Regions from separate parts of the Mus musculus genome. Here region 1 is linked to region 2. Evidence: chromatin loops called from intact Hi-C (ENCODE). Cell type or tissue: heart. All regions are shown on one strand. Each heading gives the region's core, and the rest is flanking DNA. Links, peaks and the distances in the headings are about the cores only. Region 1 holds the start of Spata17 (spermatogenesis associated 17). Region 2 holds the start of Rrp15 (ribosomal RNA processing 15 homolog (S. cerevisiae)).

Region 1 (8,335 bases), core at 227-8,226, 470 kb after region 2:
GAACTGCGCAAGTTCTGAGAGAGGAAAAGCTTAAGTCCAGGCTTGGTGGTTACCCACCTTTAATCCCAGCACTCAGCCACACAGATCGATGAGTTCAAGGTCAATCTGCAGAGCTAGTTCCAGGACCACTAAGCTTAGGCAGTGTGAAGGAGTTGGAAAACAGAAAGCTTGTGATAATGTAATAGAACCAGGGGGCCATGTTCTAGCCCTAGAAAGCAGCAGAACTCAGCAGCTTCAGCCACAAAGCTCTGGATTTAGAGTCAAGAAAAGAAAGGACTACTGGGACAATTGATGCTGGTTAGCTTGAGCTATGAAATGAGTGGTGATTAAGAAGAGGCCAGTATCACTCAGGTGATATCTTCTGGGTAGTGTTTTCTGAAAGCACAAAGAAGCTATGTTCCAGAGACAGCCAAGGTTGTCCCTCATGTTGCAGCTGGATTTCTTAATGTGTAAGGTTCACCTAGGTGGTTCTGGCTTTGTAGGCATGAAGGGATCTTGGAGAGCAGCTAAGGCTTGGAACTTTGAGAGGCCAGGAAAGGCCATTGGTGAAGGTGCAGCCTCAGTTGCTGTTGAAGGCTCAGGACTGAAGGGGTCATGCAAAGGATTTGAGCCTTGGCACTATAAAGGGAGCCTATGAGAGGTTGTTGGTGAAGCCTAGTTGTAGTGGAAGACCCCAGCATATCGGAAATGCCAGTATAATGGGATGATCACCAAGGAAAGCTGCCAACAATGGAGTGGAATCAACCAGACCCTGGAGTGCTACAGAGGACAGATCTGGAGATGCGACCCAAGCCCTCTGGAGTATCCCAGAAGGTCACACATCATGTATGGATCCCAGGCATTGGAACAAGAAGTTGTGAACTTGACCTTGCCTGGGATTCCCCAATCTGTTAGAGATCCCAGAGCCAGGGCATACCTGCTAAGGAAAGCTGCTAACAGGGAGTGGGAGAGCCCAAGAGAAAGAAGTTTGCTGTAGTCATCAACACTGAGAGGGGTTTTAACATCAGACATCAGATGTGGAGCTACCCAGCTGTTCTTGGTATTGCTTTTGTCCAGGCTTTCCTCACTATGCCACTTTGTAATGGTATCGTTTATCCTGTGATGTTTAAGGTACATGAGCTGCTTTTTTATGTTGACTTTATAGGTTATTACAGTTAAGTGACTGAATCTCAGAAAAGACTGAGCTTTGAACATTGCTGAGACTGATACAGACTATGGGACTTTTGAAGTTGGAGTACATGTATTTAGCACTATGCTTTGGCTAGGTTTGGCCCCCACAGACTCAGGTGTTTGAAAAGACTATAGGGAACTGGAATGTGGTGGTTTAAGTATGCTTTGCCCAGGGAGTGACATTATTAGGAGATGTGGCCTTGTTGAAAAAAGTGTGTCACTGTGGGGTGGGCTTGGGGACTCTCCCCCTAGCTACCTGGAAGCAAATTTTCTGTCTGCCTTTGGATAAAGATGTAGAGCTCTAAGTTTCTCCAGCCCCATGGTCTACCTAGACATTGCCATGCTCTTGCCTTGATGATAATGGACTAAACCTCTGAACTTGTAAGCCAGCTGCAATTAAATGCTGTCCTTTGTAAGAGTTACCTTGGTCATGCTGTCTGTTCATAGCAATAAAACCTTAACTAAGACATCTGGGTATCCTTTTCATATCCTGTGAAAATTACAGTTTTAGTTTTTGGTTTTTTTTTCCTCAAGAACTAGCAGAGTAGAGATAGGCAAGTTGAAATTTCTCTTTTAGGACACCAGGAATAGATAGGATTAATTTGCTTTTGAAACTGAGCCATCTCTTTTATGTTATAAATATGTCTGATACTGACTTAGCTTTAGAAATATATTCCTTGTTATTAATTACTAAAAAGCAACTTTCAAAAGATAATGTTTAGAGCAAATATTGAATCATTTTATCTGAATAAATTTTACATAGGCACCTCATTAAACTATATAAATGGTTGGGTTGAACATTTATAATCATGTATTTCATAAATATGTATCTAGACTATAAATGAATCAATAACGATTTTTGACAAATTTATAAATGAAAATTTAAAATTTACAAAGAAAAGCAATAACCAGCAGTATATAGTGAAGTTACTAACCACCTTTTAAAAATGTACTGGTTTGATGGTACGTACTTTATCCTTCACTTTTCTGTGAATTCTTGTCATAATTATGCAACTGAATGTTGTTACCCTGATCATTTACCCTTCCCAATAAACCTCTAGGCTTTGTCGTTTTTCATTTACAGATGATGAAGCTTACAGTTAGAGCGTTCAGTTTAGAGCAAACATGTAAGAGTTTATCACTAAAGTTAAAGTAACACAAAGTATTTGAACTGCGTCTCTACCTCTATACAAAACATCACTGTCTACTAGGGGAAAATTATTTTTTCATCAAAATTAAGTAAAAGTATAAAAGAAAATTCAGGAATTTTTAAAATAAAATTAAGTAAAGGTTTAATAGTAAATTCAAGAAACAGTTAAGAGTCAAAGAAACAAATTAACAAGTGAGTTGCTATTAATTTATGTTATTAGAACTTCAATGATTGTTCAAATTGAAGGCACATCAACTTACTAAATTAAGATCACTCTAGGAACTGTTATGAGTCAGAAACAAATTTTTCCAGTGATGGAGATAATGGGGCCACATTCAGAACAGTGTAAAGGGATTACACTGAAGGCTGATGCGGAGGACCACACCCCAGCAGCCATCAGTCCTGTTGTGGGTAGCACTATAGATCAGAATATCTATACCACTACTGCTGCTCGGGACACTTCTTCCCAGGTAGTGCAGTATTTAAATACACAGGCTCTATAGCTGAGTGTGATCCCTGAGTGACCTATTTCCTTTAACAGCCCACCTAACACATTCGGGCCCTCTGGATGCCAGCTAGCAGAAGGGAAACCAGCAGCTCAGTTTTGACTTAGAGCGAGCGCATCACAATTCCGTTCTCAATGTCTGCTCCACAATAGCATGAAGGAGTCAACTTGTCCCCACTGCACACTGAGGTCATGAACAAGCAGGAGCCTGCCACATAACTCTAAATGAATACTATATGATCTCTGAATGTTAAGTATAAGAATTCCATTGCGCAATGGCTATGCTTATTTAAAGATGATTAATTGGAAGCTTCGGTAATGTGATTATTCACTAAATAACTGTTGTAGCTATTCCATTTCAGGAAGCAAGACAGTACAGGCTGAAATAATGGTTAAACTAAGAGGCAAGAAAAAAAGCAACATTGGCCTACTTCTAGCAAGAAAATCCATAGTTTCTCACAAAAGTTACAAGATTGAATTATCACTGTAGTTGCTAGAGGTTCACGATGAAATAGCAAAACTATAGTTGAGATGTATGTTAGGATAAGAATAGCTTATCAGGACTTTCTCACACTGACTTGGTCACTGCTGGTCTGCTATAATTTATCACACTTTTTGTAATGTACTTTTTGTGATTCCTTCTAAGTTTTGAAAACCACTGGGCCATTGCTTCTAGTTTCAATGTCCCCTTTTCATGGAGAGGAAGTTTAGGTGTGGGGGGTGAGAATGCTGCCTTAGCTCTTGCCCATTTACTGTACCAATTATCTTGTCACAATGGTATAGAAACTTCACTTGGACAAATGAATCACAGATGAATTGAATTCTGTGATGTTTGTGAGATTAAGTGAAGCTCAAATTCCCATTTGGACATTGATATTCTGAATTCATGGAACTACCTGGGTAAGCCTGGTTAACGTTAATTAGGCCACTAGACCTACATTGTATAAAATAGGTTTCACCAAACCAAATTTCTCAGTGATTATTTTAAAATGTCGAAAAAAAAAAAGCCCCACAAAACAAAACAGTATTTTGAGGAAGACTCCCAAATGTTGCCCAGGGCAGCCTTGAATTTTCTGTGTTGCCCAGGCTGGACTGGACTCACAGTCATCCTCCTGCCTGTTTCCCCAGTCGGGGTTTACTTCATTTAGGGCGGCCCTTAATAATTCTCTATTCTGGGATCTTCCTTAGAGAATATTAACTTATTAATGACTTGTCAATGTATATATAATCCACTTGTGATTGATTATATATATATATATATATAAACTTCTGATCATGTTTGAATCCCCATGGGGAGAAGAAGAATTTAGAATTATTTCCTGAATTAAGTAATTTGTTAACAGTAAACATCTTCTGAGACCCCTCTCTTCACTACTCACCGGTTCCTAAAGTAGTACTGACTTTCTAGAAAGGGTGCCCGCGCCAGCAGCTTGGCTAAAGTAGCCATGTCCTTCAACTCCTGGAGTTCACCAAAATTGTTACTATTAGTCTCCATGGCAACTGGGCTGAACCAAGGTCACTTCCGACTTATCGGCCTTTCCTTTCACTCTGTTTCAGTTTCAAGCAACTGGACAGAGAAATCGGATTTGTACACGTGAGACCAGACTTGAGTCGACTCGCCCCTTTCTCCTGGAATTTCGAGCTGCTGATGGGAAGGGTCAGGGTAGGCTAAGGTGAGCGAATGGTCGCTTCCGGTTTCCGGTTTCCGCCTCCAGCCGGCTTCCGGAAGTTGCTCTCAAAATGCTGAAGTCCTGTGTGGAATTGGCCGGGGCTGCGGGAGTTGGAGTCGGTCCTCGGGCCTGAGCCTCGAGGCCGCGCTCCCGGGTGTCGTTGATGTTTGGGGCCGACGGGCGCCCAGCGATCGGAACCGCCGCCGGGAAGAGCTGGTGAGCCCGGCGGGCGGTTGGGAACGGGGCGAGCGAGCCGGCGAGCAGCTCGCGGGGCTCCGGGTCAGAGACGGCCGTGCACCAAGTTTCTTCAGGCCGCGTTCCCGTTGTCCCTGCCAAACCGGCCACATTGTACTAGATTCCGTGGTTGACAAGATCACAGAAATTCCCAGTCCCAGAAGTTTCTTAGTAGCAGAGACACCAGGCTCTTGTACTCCCTGCGCAGCTCGGTTCGTGTAAAGCCTAGAAGTTTTCCACCGCCCTGGAGGCTCTGTCCTAGTTTATGGGAAAGGGGCGTTTTCCAGTAGCCCCAGGTTGGAATTTGTCTTTAGGGTACCCTGGTCCACTGCTGTAAGTTTCCAAACTGCTTTCGCAAATCACACTTGATCTTTAATGACATCCCTGCTGTAGGAGACTCGCAGGTACAGAAAATTTAAGAGGCAAAGTTGTCCTGTGCCCCTGAGTACCAGAGATGATAGCTCAGTTTTGGATTTTCTAGTTGAAAACCCTGGTCGCCCAACCTCCACCCCCACCCCCACCCCCCGTTTGTTCCAACGCTTTTCAGAGAAACGTTAGTGTAACAAGAAAGTAGATGTCTTGCGGTCCATCTTGAAACATAAAAATCTGACCAGTAAGTCAAGAACTGTGATTTTTAAAGTTCCTGCCAGTGGGCTGTGATGTCTGATTGTTTAGCATCACCGATAACTGAAAAGTTAAAAGAATATCTTAGGTCAGATGGCTTATTTGGTTCCTCTCTAGAGACCATTTCTAACCAGTGTTGTTTTTCTTGTAGCTTTTAAGTTCTCACGATTTTCAGTTAGAATACTAGGAGAAGCTTTTTATTTTTTTTTTTTATTTTTATTTTTATTTTTTTAAAGATTTATTTATTTATTATATGTAAGTACATTGTAGCTGTCTTCAGGGATACCAGAAGAGGGAGTCAGATCTTGTTACGGATGGTTGTGAGCCACCATGTGGTTGCTGGGATTTGAACTCTGGACCTTCGGAAGAGCAGTCGGGTGCTCTAACCCACTGAGCCATCTCACCAGCCCAGGAGAAGCTTTTTAAATGAGCAATTGTAATTGTTGCACTCAGCTTGGAACAAGAGACGCAGGTCACAATGCACTAGTTTTTCTTAGCTTTGGCAGTTGTACATGTGGTAGGAACCACCACAGAAAACAAGATAAAGGAACTTCCCTACATCCTGGTGTTTCCTCTAAAGTGTACTTAATGCTTCAATGTTCAGAGCCTGGTAAGGAACGGAAGTGTTCAGTAGATTGGTCTGGTCCTAATAGAAAGGAAGTCATTTGTGTGCTAGTTGACATAAACACACAAACCAACCGGTGACCCCATTTATTCTTCATTGTGCTTTCTGTCTCCTATCATGCATAGATAGCGCTGTGTATTACTGGCTATTACTTGACGCGCTATTACTCTAAACTGGAGTTACTTGCAGTAGTGTTTTTACTTGCTAAACAACTCATCTTTTGTAATGAGTGAGACCAGAATATCATTAGCACCTATCAGCTGGTGCTTTTGAAAGAAAGTCTTAAAATGAGTCAGTCTCTCTCTCTCTCTCTCTCTCTCTCTCTTTGGTTTTTTTTGAGACAGGGTTTCTCTGTGTAGCTCTGGCTGTCCTGGAACTCATTCTGTAGAACAAGCTGCCCTTGAACTCAGAAATCTGCCTGCCTCAGCCTCCCAAGTGCTGGGATCAAAGGTGTGTGCCACCACTGGCCACCTTAAAATGAGTCTTAACTGTCCGAAGAAGCGTGTTACACAAAACCAGGACCTTTCTTTTCTAGTTAGTGTGCATGCCAGTCCACTGTTGTCTTCCCCTCCTGCCTTCCCTTCTTCACCAGCAATCTCCCTTTCCTCTTGGCTCTCTTTCCCTTTCTGAGGCTGAATTTTGCTCTATAGCCCAGGCTGATTTCCTCCTAGAAGTTGTCCTGTCTCAGCCTCCCCAGTACAGGAACTACAGGCACGTGCTGCCTTGCCCAGGCTTTGATATTTCTTAATACAGTTTTTTTGTTTCATTCTTTGAAATGCCTTTCACGATTCTTTTATCCAGGTTGTGAAATCCCCATGCTATTGGCTGTTGCTACCACTAAGTAGTTAACTGGCCTTGGTTCTATCTGTGTATGCCATCTTATGTAAATCCTCAGTGATTGGCACCATACATTTTTTATGGCCTAGATAAGGTGACAGCAGAGGCGAAGATAATTTAAATAACTACTCTAAGCGATCTGCAGTATGATCCTAGTGTACTTAAATTCCCCATCGCCCTAATGTACTCAAGTTCTGTCTGACTAAGGTTGTATCTCTAGACATCTATGAATTAGAAAACAGACACCCAGATTTGTAGACTAGCCTGTAATTTCCTAGATAGCCCCCCCCCATTTTTAACTGTGTTTTGTTTTAACAACAATAAAAAGCCATTGAAATGCGATCTGGACCTTTGCCTCTGCAATTTCATTCTTGATTTTTTTTTTTTTTTACATCTGGAATAATAAAAACTGCTTGTCTTGAGTAGCTGGGGTTTGTTTGTTTTCTGATTGGTTAGGGTCTGGAACTCAGTCTCCTATACTGTTAGCTTTGCTTGATTCTACATATTCCTTCAGTTAAAGATCAAAGCAGTAGACAGTATAATTTGGCGCAAATACTTGTGGGGAGCTTCTTAGCATCCGTCGTGTGTCAAGCTGGAGACTTTTAAGCTTTGCTAATTTGCTTTCATTTTCATCTTTATGTAAACTATTAGTCTGTCTTATTCACATAGCAGAAAAGTTAAAATCCTTATTTTCTGAAGATTTCAGTAATATCACATTCTCTCTTTGGTTTGCATGTCCTACATGTTCTTGTCATCTGGTTATACATATGCTAGGGACTTACATTTAAATCTTAGCTGTTTTCATGGTCCTAACCTAGGAATTCAGGATATATATTCAGTAAATATTTGCTGTGTAGTTATCATGTATAATCAAGACATCGTTTACCCTGCCAAAACTTGTTGACAGGATGATTTACTTTTAAAATTTTTTTTTTTTGATCTTGTTTGATTTATATTCTGACTACATTTCATCTAGGCATTAAAAAACTAATTTACATTTTGAAAGCAGAGGCAGTGAGAAAAGTTTGGCTGTCTCTTGAAGTCAGTCATTAAATGAAGAAACAAAATCAAGAAATGGTCTTCCTCCTTCTTCTTCTTCTTCTTCTTCTTCTTCTTCTTCTTCTTCTTCTTCTTCTTCTTCTTCTTCTTCTTCTTCTTCCTCCTCCTCTTCCTCCTCCTCCTCCTCCTCCTTCTTTTTCTTTTTAAACTTACTGGTCAGCCGACTAAAATTTTTCTAGTGTAAAGAGGAAAGGAAGTGGTTTCCTCAGATGTCCCTGGTGGCAAAGTGACAGAGCTGTAGCTTCCAGCAGATAGGATAACTGGATGCAGTCAGGGGAGCGTTTGGCACGAGTAGGGGGAATGGATTCCCCTGTTTGTTAGAGAAGATTGTGATTCCTAGAGGGGAAGAAAGATTCTTCTCTCTATCTCTCTTCTTATTTATATCTGTGTATTAAAGCAGGAATCAGATGCATTAAAGTCAGGCTCTCAACTCTGTAGCTCAGGGGTAGCCTCAACATCTG
Region 2 (8,335 bases), core at 304-8,303:
ATTTTGCTCTTAACATTTTGAAATCCATGAACCATAAAAGATGATACATGATAAAGTTACACAAATTATTAGTTTCCTACTGCTAGATATATTACATCCTAAATAAAAACAGATATTTTAATAACAAAATTTAGAAATTGAACCATGATTCAGTACCCCAAAGAATCAAAGGCAGAGACACCTACACACCCAAGTTTACCACAGTGCTACTCAGGCCAGACCTGGCATCAGCCTAGGAGTCCATCAGTGAAGGAATAGAGATCTTTCCAACGTACCTGATGAATAAAAGTCTACTAGGATTACATGCATCAAGCTCTATGCTAAATTCTGATACTGCTGCTATCAAACTCTAATTCCTCAGTCTCAGAGATCTGGGAGTTTGTGCAATATTTCATAAAACCATGACTTTCATTCTTGTACAAGAGGTCAAAAGAAATCAAACCCAGAACATGAAAAGTGCATCCATCTCAAGGCGCGTAAGCCAAACGCGTGCTTCCTGTGAGGCGACTGTCATCCTACTTAAGGACGTTGCTTGAAGTCTCAGTGAGGCCTTCCCTTCATCACTGTGATGCCCAGTTGACCATCAACCACGTCTCTGGTGCAGATTCCTGAGAGATGGGCCAGCACAACAAGCTGGTAGGAGGCACACCACTCCTCGAGTGAAAACTGAGCAACAGTTCTATAATCCATGGTCACCTTTCCAGAGAGACTCTGAATTCACCAGAGGAAAACAATCATCTCCTAGGATATCAAATTCCGAGGAACACCCAAGAATGTGCATTAACCAAAGCCCTGTCCTACCAAACTTACAACATGGAGGCCCCTTCACTGTTATCACTGCCACAGACGGTGTGAATGCTGGAAAGCAGGATGCGGAGCACGGAGCTCAATGGCGGAGCTCTTACCTGGCATCTATGCGGTCTCTCACACACAGAAAAGTTCACTTTGCGGTTTGTTTTGTTTGTTTGTTTGTTGGGGGTGAGTAAGCACATTTGGGGCTCTTCAGAGGACCTGAGTTCAGTTCCCAGCACTGCGTCAGGAAACTCATAAGCATGTGTAAGGCAGACTCCAGGGGATGTAATTATATAACGCCTCTGGCACAGACCCACGTGCACATAAATACAAATACTAAAAAAGACATAGAGCCAGCTAAATGGCTCAACAAGTCAATGCCCTTGCCACAAGCCTAGTGAGGACCTGAGTTCAATCCTCCTCAGCAATAACAGAGACCCTACTCCTCCTACAGGCTGTCCTTTGACCTCCGCGTGTGCAGGTGCTGATGTAGCACGTCTGTCCCCCCCCCCCCAATAAATAAACAATGCAATTTACAACTTTTAAAGACTCTAATATTAGAGACACAACAACTCCATTGAATGTGGTTCTAGATTAAGAAGAAAAGCTTTAAAAAAAAACAGCAACAAAAGAGTTGGCTTAGTAAATGTAGCTAGAAGAGCCCGTTTCTGCAGCCAAAAGAACAGCTCCAAGCTGAGCCCTAGTCACTTAGGGACCAACAAGACCTGATCCTGAAAAGTAGGTGGTGATCATCACAGAAGCTGCAGACAGGCTGTTAGTGGTTCACAAGAGGATACATTTGACCTCATAACTGTGGATTCTCTATTTGCAAGGTCACATATGTGGGTGGTATCATTAGTTTTGAACAATATAAATACTTCCCGCACATGCCCTCACCCAGACACACTCCATCCTGACCATTTCTTGTGTTCACATCCTCTTGTAACTGTAACTCTAAGTCACTGCCTAGAGGGTTACTGTAACATAATAGAGTGCAAACATTCATTGGATGTTTCTATATTATATGTTTTCATTATATTCATTATATGTTTCTATATTATTCAAAAGCCTCCTTAACATATGATCTAAAGCTGAAGAAAACTTTAGACACCTAGTCAGTATTTGTGCTGAAAAGAACATTTTCCCTCGCAATTATCTAATATTGAGAAAAGAAATCCAATTTCCACCCAAATCCGAAAGCAGTGTTGATGTCTTACTTAAATGTAATAGTGTTTTTTTTTTCTTAGACAGTAATGCTTACAATTATTCAATTCAAAACTGTACCATAGGAGATAAAATGGCTGAGCAGGTAATGGCACCTGCTGCCAAACTCCTATAAGTCCTCAGACCTCCACATGTGGGTACACAGCAAATAAACCAATGCAGTAAAAACACCACCAGGACCAGAGCTTCTAATTCCTGCCCAACAGGTTGTTTTTTTAACCCCTCTGGTGAGGGCTGAGGACCTCAAAAGCTTAGTCAGCTGCTTCTTGGTCTTGAAGTCCAAGTGCACTCATTCGTTAACTTATGGACCCCTGAGTGACAGTTGTTGATCTAGGAACTGAGGTTCAAGTGTCTGCACACTTAGGGAACTTTCAAACAGCACAAACGCTTCACAAGATTTAAAACGTGGTGCTTTTAAAGTGAGCAGAGTGGGGCTGGAGAACATGTGCATGCATTGCTCTTCCACAGGAACAGTTTCTTCCTCAGCAGCCATTCAATCTCCTCTCACGCCCAGCGCACATACATACAACTTAAAAATAAATAAAGTAATAATAATAATAAAAGCGTCTAAAGAAAGCAAAGCATCAAGCCTCAAGTGAGAGTGACAGAAAAGGCTGCATTAGAAAAATAAGGGAAAATCTCTTTGACAAGTACTGGACCAGAGACTGAAGTCAATGAAAATGTAGGTGACATACAGGTGTTTCAGGAATACTGCAGGCAAAAGGCAGAGACCTCCAGAATGAGCAGCCAACATGAACAGAAAACAGCAGAGCAGCAAGTGACCAGACCTATCATGCAAGTTAAAAGCAAGTTAAAAATTCTGAATGTTACTCATGAACTAGTGGCTTCCCGTAGTAACTGAAGCCACATTCGCGGTTAACTGAAAGCATTAGCCACACCGAAGCAGTAAAGGAGTGTGGGAGCCAAATGCCTGAGCTTCCTAAGAAGCTCCTGCCAAGAAGTATGTTTAAAAGTAGCAGCCAACCCCAGCCACACAATGGGGAGACCTCCGGAGACTCACCTACCTTTCATTCTGAAACTGTATCAAACGTTACTTCAGTATCTCTCCTTTACCATTTCTTTAACTCTCTCTTTTCTAACTCCCAAAGGCTCACAATCCCCCCTGCACAGTAACAGTATTTCTTCTCTCTTGTGGCCTCTTGCTGCTGGCTCCCTGAGCCTATCCCACCCATTATTTCAATCGCGACCCTTCCTTTCACTTTGCTAGGGGTTCCAAATAGAAGCTCGCAACATTGCTCTTACAGCCGTTTCTATGATCTGCTAACAAACTGACTGGCTGTAAGTAAAAAGAGTCAAATCCTCCCAAAGATGCGAACATTTTGCAAGGTTCTCAATACCAGCTTTGGTTCTTCTGTGCCCAAACACTTAGCCTATGTTTTGATCTGCGACAACTAACCGTGTTTTTACTCCACTTCTAAGCGGGTACAGGACCTGCAAAAGGCCTGGGGTTATCGCCTGCCCATCTTTTGCTCTGCTCTTAATTTGTGTACTGCCTGTCATTATCTCTTCCTTTACTGTTAAGTTTCTGATTGGCACCGGCAGTTTCGCCCATCTCAGTAACAGCTGACTGAGTGGAAACACAAAATTAACCGTGACAGCGAGGAGCCTCGGAACAGCAGGGCTCCTCGCCCAACCTCACTCGCCCCACACACTCAACGGCAAGGAAACGCAACCCTAGCCATGGGAAGGAAGCTCAGCCGCCGAAGCTCCGCCAGGCCACATTACCTTCTCCATCAGAAGAGTCTTTGACCTCATCTTCTAGCTTCGACGCTGCAGCCTTGGCTACCATCTTCATCTTTTTCTTCTTCTTCGGAGAACGCTTCAGTATCTCCCCTGGGCTCACACGTGAGTCCTGAACGGCCGCAGCCATCTTGGCTCGCCGGAAGTGCCACCTGATAATTCCGTCGTGTTGCAACACACGGAACTTCCTCCTCTAGTTCCGGAACAGTTGTCCCGCCTGAAGTTCCGCTGTGGGAGCCTCGGGTAGGGACGGAGAGAGGACACGACCTACCGGTTTTCTCCGGCAGAGTCGGTTCCTGGCCTCACCCCGGCCCCTTCTGGGCGGCTGCTGCTGACTGCTCTCCTTTCCCTCCCCCAGAAGCTGGGTTCCGAGTTAGAAACCGCATTCCGAACCCACTGAATCGAGACTCTCCGAGAAGGAATGGATAACAAGGGAACAGCTACGGAATCAGAAAGCAAGCTCAACTCTTAACATGTTCTTGTGCTGGTTTGGCTTTTGTTCTGTTGTTGTTGTTGTTGTTGTTGTTGTTGGCTATTGTTCTGTTGTTGTTGTTGTTGTTGTTGTTGTTGTTTTTCCCCTAAGGACCAAGCACGGTGTTTTTGAATGGACGTTTCTGGATTTTGATAGATCTGAGAGGCTGCCCGGGTAAGGGGCGGTGGAATGAGCCATGTCCTAAATCCTCCCTAGCACCTGCCCTAAACTAAAGCAGCCTTGCAGTTAGTCCCAAGGTGGGGTTTGGGGGTGAGGGCGACAATAGGATTACCCTCCTAAATTAAACCTTTAAATCCTACCTAGTTCCTTCACTAATCTGCTAAACTCAGACTCCACCCTTCCTTCGAAGGACTACAAATGTAAGGAATCCCCTTGGTTTTGTGACTTGCTCTTGGATTCCCCACCATATTCCAGCCCCCACCCCAAAGCCCACCAGTGTTATTAAAGGATCTGGTCTCCTGAAATACGTCCCAGCAGCCGTCTATAGCGAACCAGTAGGTTTTCATTCTTTATATATTGGTTTTTAGTACTCCAGATTTGTCTTAAAAGAAAAAGAAAAGCTGGGCGTGGTGGTGCACACCTTTAATCCCAGCACTGGGGAGGCAGAGGCAGGCAGATTTCTGAGTTGAAGGCCAGCCTGGTCTACAGAGTGAGTTCCAGGACAGCCAGGGCTACACAGAGAAATCCTGTCTCGAAAAAAATAAAAATATAAGAAAAGAAAGAAAAGCAACAGAAAATGTGAATCCTCATGTTGATTGATTTCAATTGGTGTCTATGTATGTATGTATATATATATATATATATATATATATATATATATACATCCTAAAAACAAGAAAACATTTTTTTTAATGGCACAGGAAATACAGCTTTGTAAGTATGGTTTAAGAGACGATCAGATGCCAGCGTAAGTCTCTGAAAAGAACAATTCCAGTCCACATAAATGAGTTTCCCAGGTATTGCTACTTCCTGGGTCTTCTCACCTCTATAGCAGTACAGTGCTTTAATTAGAACGCTGTGCTGGCTGGCCCTGAGGCTACTTCGCTTTGGTCACATATTTAGCACTGTAACAGGGCCCCAGACCTTAGCCTAACTGACTCCATGATGGAAGCACCATTCAAGCTGTAAGAAATGTAGACAGTACCACCTGTCAAAACAAAAACAAAGACCTAATCCATCAAAGTCCATACAGTTCTGAGAAAGTCTCAAAATGTACTAACCTTCCTTTTAGCTTCTACAGTTCCATTTCTGGCTAACTGCTCTTAATAACTGAAGTATATCAACTCAGAGCATAGGGTTGTGCTTAAAGGCTCGCCCTCAGAAAGGCTCACTGGTACGGTGAGATCCTAAAATCCCAGTCCAGTTGCTGGGCAGCTAATAAAGACTTTTTTTTGGGGGGGGGGGGGAGGCAGGGGTTTGAGACAGGGTTTCTCTGTGTAGCCCTCACCGTCCTGGAACTTACTCTGTAGACCAGGCTGGCCTCAAACTGAGAAATCCGCCTGCCTCTGCCTCCTGAGTGCTAGGATTAAAGGCATGCGCCACCACTGCCCAGCTAATAAAGACTTTTTATTGACTTAAGCTATGTCCTCTCCTTCTCTAGTGGATACCCCACAGCAGCACATTTTGTTTTTGTTTTTTTAATATTTATTTTCATTTTCTATACAATATATTTCAATCATATTGTCTCACTTCCCCCACCTCCCTACTAACTCAACTTCACATTCTTCTGCCCTCCCCAACACCCCCCCCCCGAAACACCAGCGAAAACATCAACAAAAATTTCAAAACAGACAAACTATTTTTTTTTTAGATTTATTTTCTATTTTTGTCAGCCTGGATGTGTTTATGTGCCCCCACATGTGCCTGGGGGGGGGGGGGAAGAGAGGGTAGGATTGATCCCCTGAGCTGGAATCCACTTGTGAGCCCTCAATCACGGGTGCTAGGAACCCAGCCAGGGTCCTCTGCAAGAGGAGTAAATATTCTTAATCGCTAGGCCATCTCTCCAGCTCCCAGTCTCTCTCTTAATTTTTTTATACTTATCCTTTGTCAAATTCATATGTGTGTTCAGCATATCTTGATAATAGCTACTGCCAAATCTTGCACACCCCATACCCTACATCATGTGCCCCTCCCATTTCAGGTCCCATTTCCTTTTTCTTTTTTGGTAACCTACTGAGTCTAGTTGATGCTGCCTCTTGGTTTGTGGACCACCTACCATCACCCACACCCTTGAAGAAAAAAGTGCATACCCCCCCCAATCAATTCCTGAGCTACCAGAAGGTCCTCATCTAGGGGTGGGACTTCATTAATCCCTGTCCTGTCCAGGAAACCATATCGTTTTATTTTAGACTTGCGGCAACATCTTATAAAGTTTCCCAGGCTGGCCTCAATTGATCTCTGTAGTCCAGGCACATCTCAAATTTTACAGTGCTCCTGTCTTGGCCTCTACAGTACTTAGGGTGCCAGGCCTGTCCCATCAGACCCAGCTTTTCCATCAATATAATAGCTTATATGTAAGAATTGTTATGGACTTGGTTACCACTTACAATACTGCTTGTGAGAGGAAAAAAAAAATAGTTGGTTACACAGTAATTTTTTTTCTTCATTAAAGGAATATAAATTGGAATCCGGGGTAAATTGAATCTGTAAATTTGATGATGAGAAATGGACACAGCTAAGTAAGAAGTGTCTGTATTACTTCCTTTGATTTCATAATAAACCAGCGGGCTTGTTGCTGTTTTACAGGTGAGGAAACCGAGGCTGAACAAAGGTTATTGTTGAGAAATCACACAGGCAGTGAATGGTAGAATGGACTGAGACTGGAGCCCCAGTGTTGACTCAGCCATTGACACGCAAGCCTGCTTATACTGTCTCACTTTTACAAATCATGAATAAAAATAAGAAATGAATATTTCAGGCAGGCACTGGAATTCACAACTTAGAAGACAAACGTCTTCTCTTATGATGATCCACATAATAAAAAAGACTCAAGAAGAAGATCCACTGTCACTCTTACTGGCAAGCCCCATGCCCAGGAGGAGACCAGGAGCGCAAGACCAGCTCGATGACATTTTCGTTTTGTCCCATTCCAATTCGTGTCCATTGACTCATTTCACTACTATTTCTTAGATGCTTGTTTTCTATGAGAGAAGGGTGTGATTAGGGTGGGAGGGGAGAGGGGAAGAGATGGGGGAGGAGAAACTGTCATCAGAATGTACTGTATCGAAAAGAAAACCAACAACCTATTTTCAATAAAAATAAAAGGGGGAGAGAAATCCGGTGTGTACCAGAAACAGCTGACATCATCTGAAGACTGGCATAGGCAAATCTATGAAGCAGTGATGAACTCATCAGCTCTGAGCACTCCTCCCTCTCCACTGCAGACTCTCCATCTGGACCCTAAGTCAAAATGCACTCTTTATTCTAGGTCATAGTGTTTTATAACAGCAACAGAAAGGTAAGTAAGCTGGTGGAGATCCATTAAACAGTGGCTAGAACTCCACTTTCATATGTCAGCTGATTTTATTTTTTTAAAGAAAACTGTTTCCAAAGTCCAGCAACTTCAAAATCCTGTTTGTCAGTCTTCTCTGAGTCCTATACATTCATTTTCTTTTCTCTCTGAAACTGGCCTCAAACTTTCTACATAGCCAACGACAGGACTTGAACTTGAAGCTTCATGGACTCCTGATTTCCCTGTCTCTACTCCACAAGAGATGAGATTACAAGCCTGTGCTACTATGCCTGGCTTAGTAAGCAGTAAGGGGAGTCCAATGGTGGTTTTCATACATGTGAGGCAGTCACTACCAACAGAGCCACATCCCTGGCTAAGCTACACGTTTGTAAACCTGTTGAAATTCCTTAAAATGATAGTTTCCATCTTCATTAGTCTCTTTCTGGTATCTTTTTGTTTTTTAAGATTTAGTTTTGATTGTGTGCATGTATGTGTACACATGAGTACAGTGCCCACAGAGGCCAGAAGACAGTGGTGGGCCCTGTAGCTGGAGTTGGGCAGCTCTGAGATGCCCGGCTTAAACACTGGGAACTGAGGTCAGATCGTTTGCAGGA

The links. Hi-C counts contacts between places; a loop is a spot of excess contacts. Peaks named below come from ENCODE experiments on the same cell type or tissue, not always from the same donor. Only the 100,000 strongest peaks of a DNase experiment are listed, where the experiment ranks them.
Region 1: it touches region 2 in a loop (3.0-fold over the local background); 3 of 42 quality-filtered maps call a loop at or near these places.

The regions. Positions count from the first base shown.
Region 1 is chr1:187,210,966-187,219,300 of GRCm38, forward strand. It overlaps Spata17 (spermatogenesis associated 17), which reads right to left and starts at 4,481. Exons shown (of 10, transcript NM_028848.3): 1 at 4,205-4,481. The coding sequence starts at 4,320. It overlaps Gpatch2 (G patch domain containing 2), which reads left to right and starts at 4,546. Exons shown (of 10, transcript NM_026367.4): 1 at 4,546-4,711. The coding sequence starts at 4,659. In heart, for the core only: no CTCF peak of the experiment used is centred there; a DNase peak (open chromatin) is centred at 4,536; H3K4me3 peaks cover 1,607 bases; H3K27ac peaks cover 1,201 bases.
Region 2 is chr1:186,745,402-186,753,736 of GRCm38, forward strand. Rrp15 (ribosomal RNA processing 15 homolog (S. cerevisiae)) reads right to left here and starts at 3,957. Exons shown (of 5, transcript NM_026041.2): 1 at 3,763-3,957. The coding sequence starts at 3,907. A430105J06Rik (a long non-coding RNA gene) reads left to right here and starts at 3,422. Exons shown (of 2, transcript XR_003948551.1): 1 at 3,422-4,423; 2 at 7,016-8,335. In heart, for the core only: no CTCF peak of the experiment used is centred there; a DNase peak (open chromatin) is centred at 3,970; H3K4me3 peaks cover 2,537 bases; H3K27ac peaks cover 1,848 bases.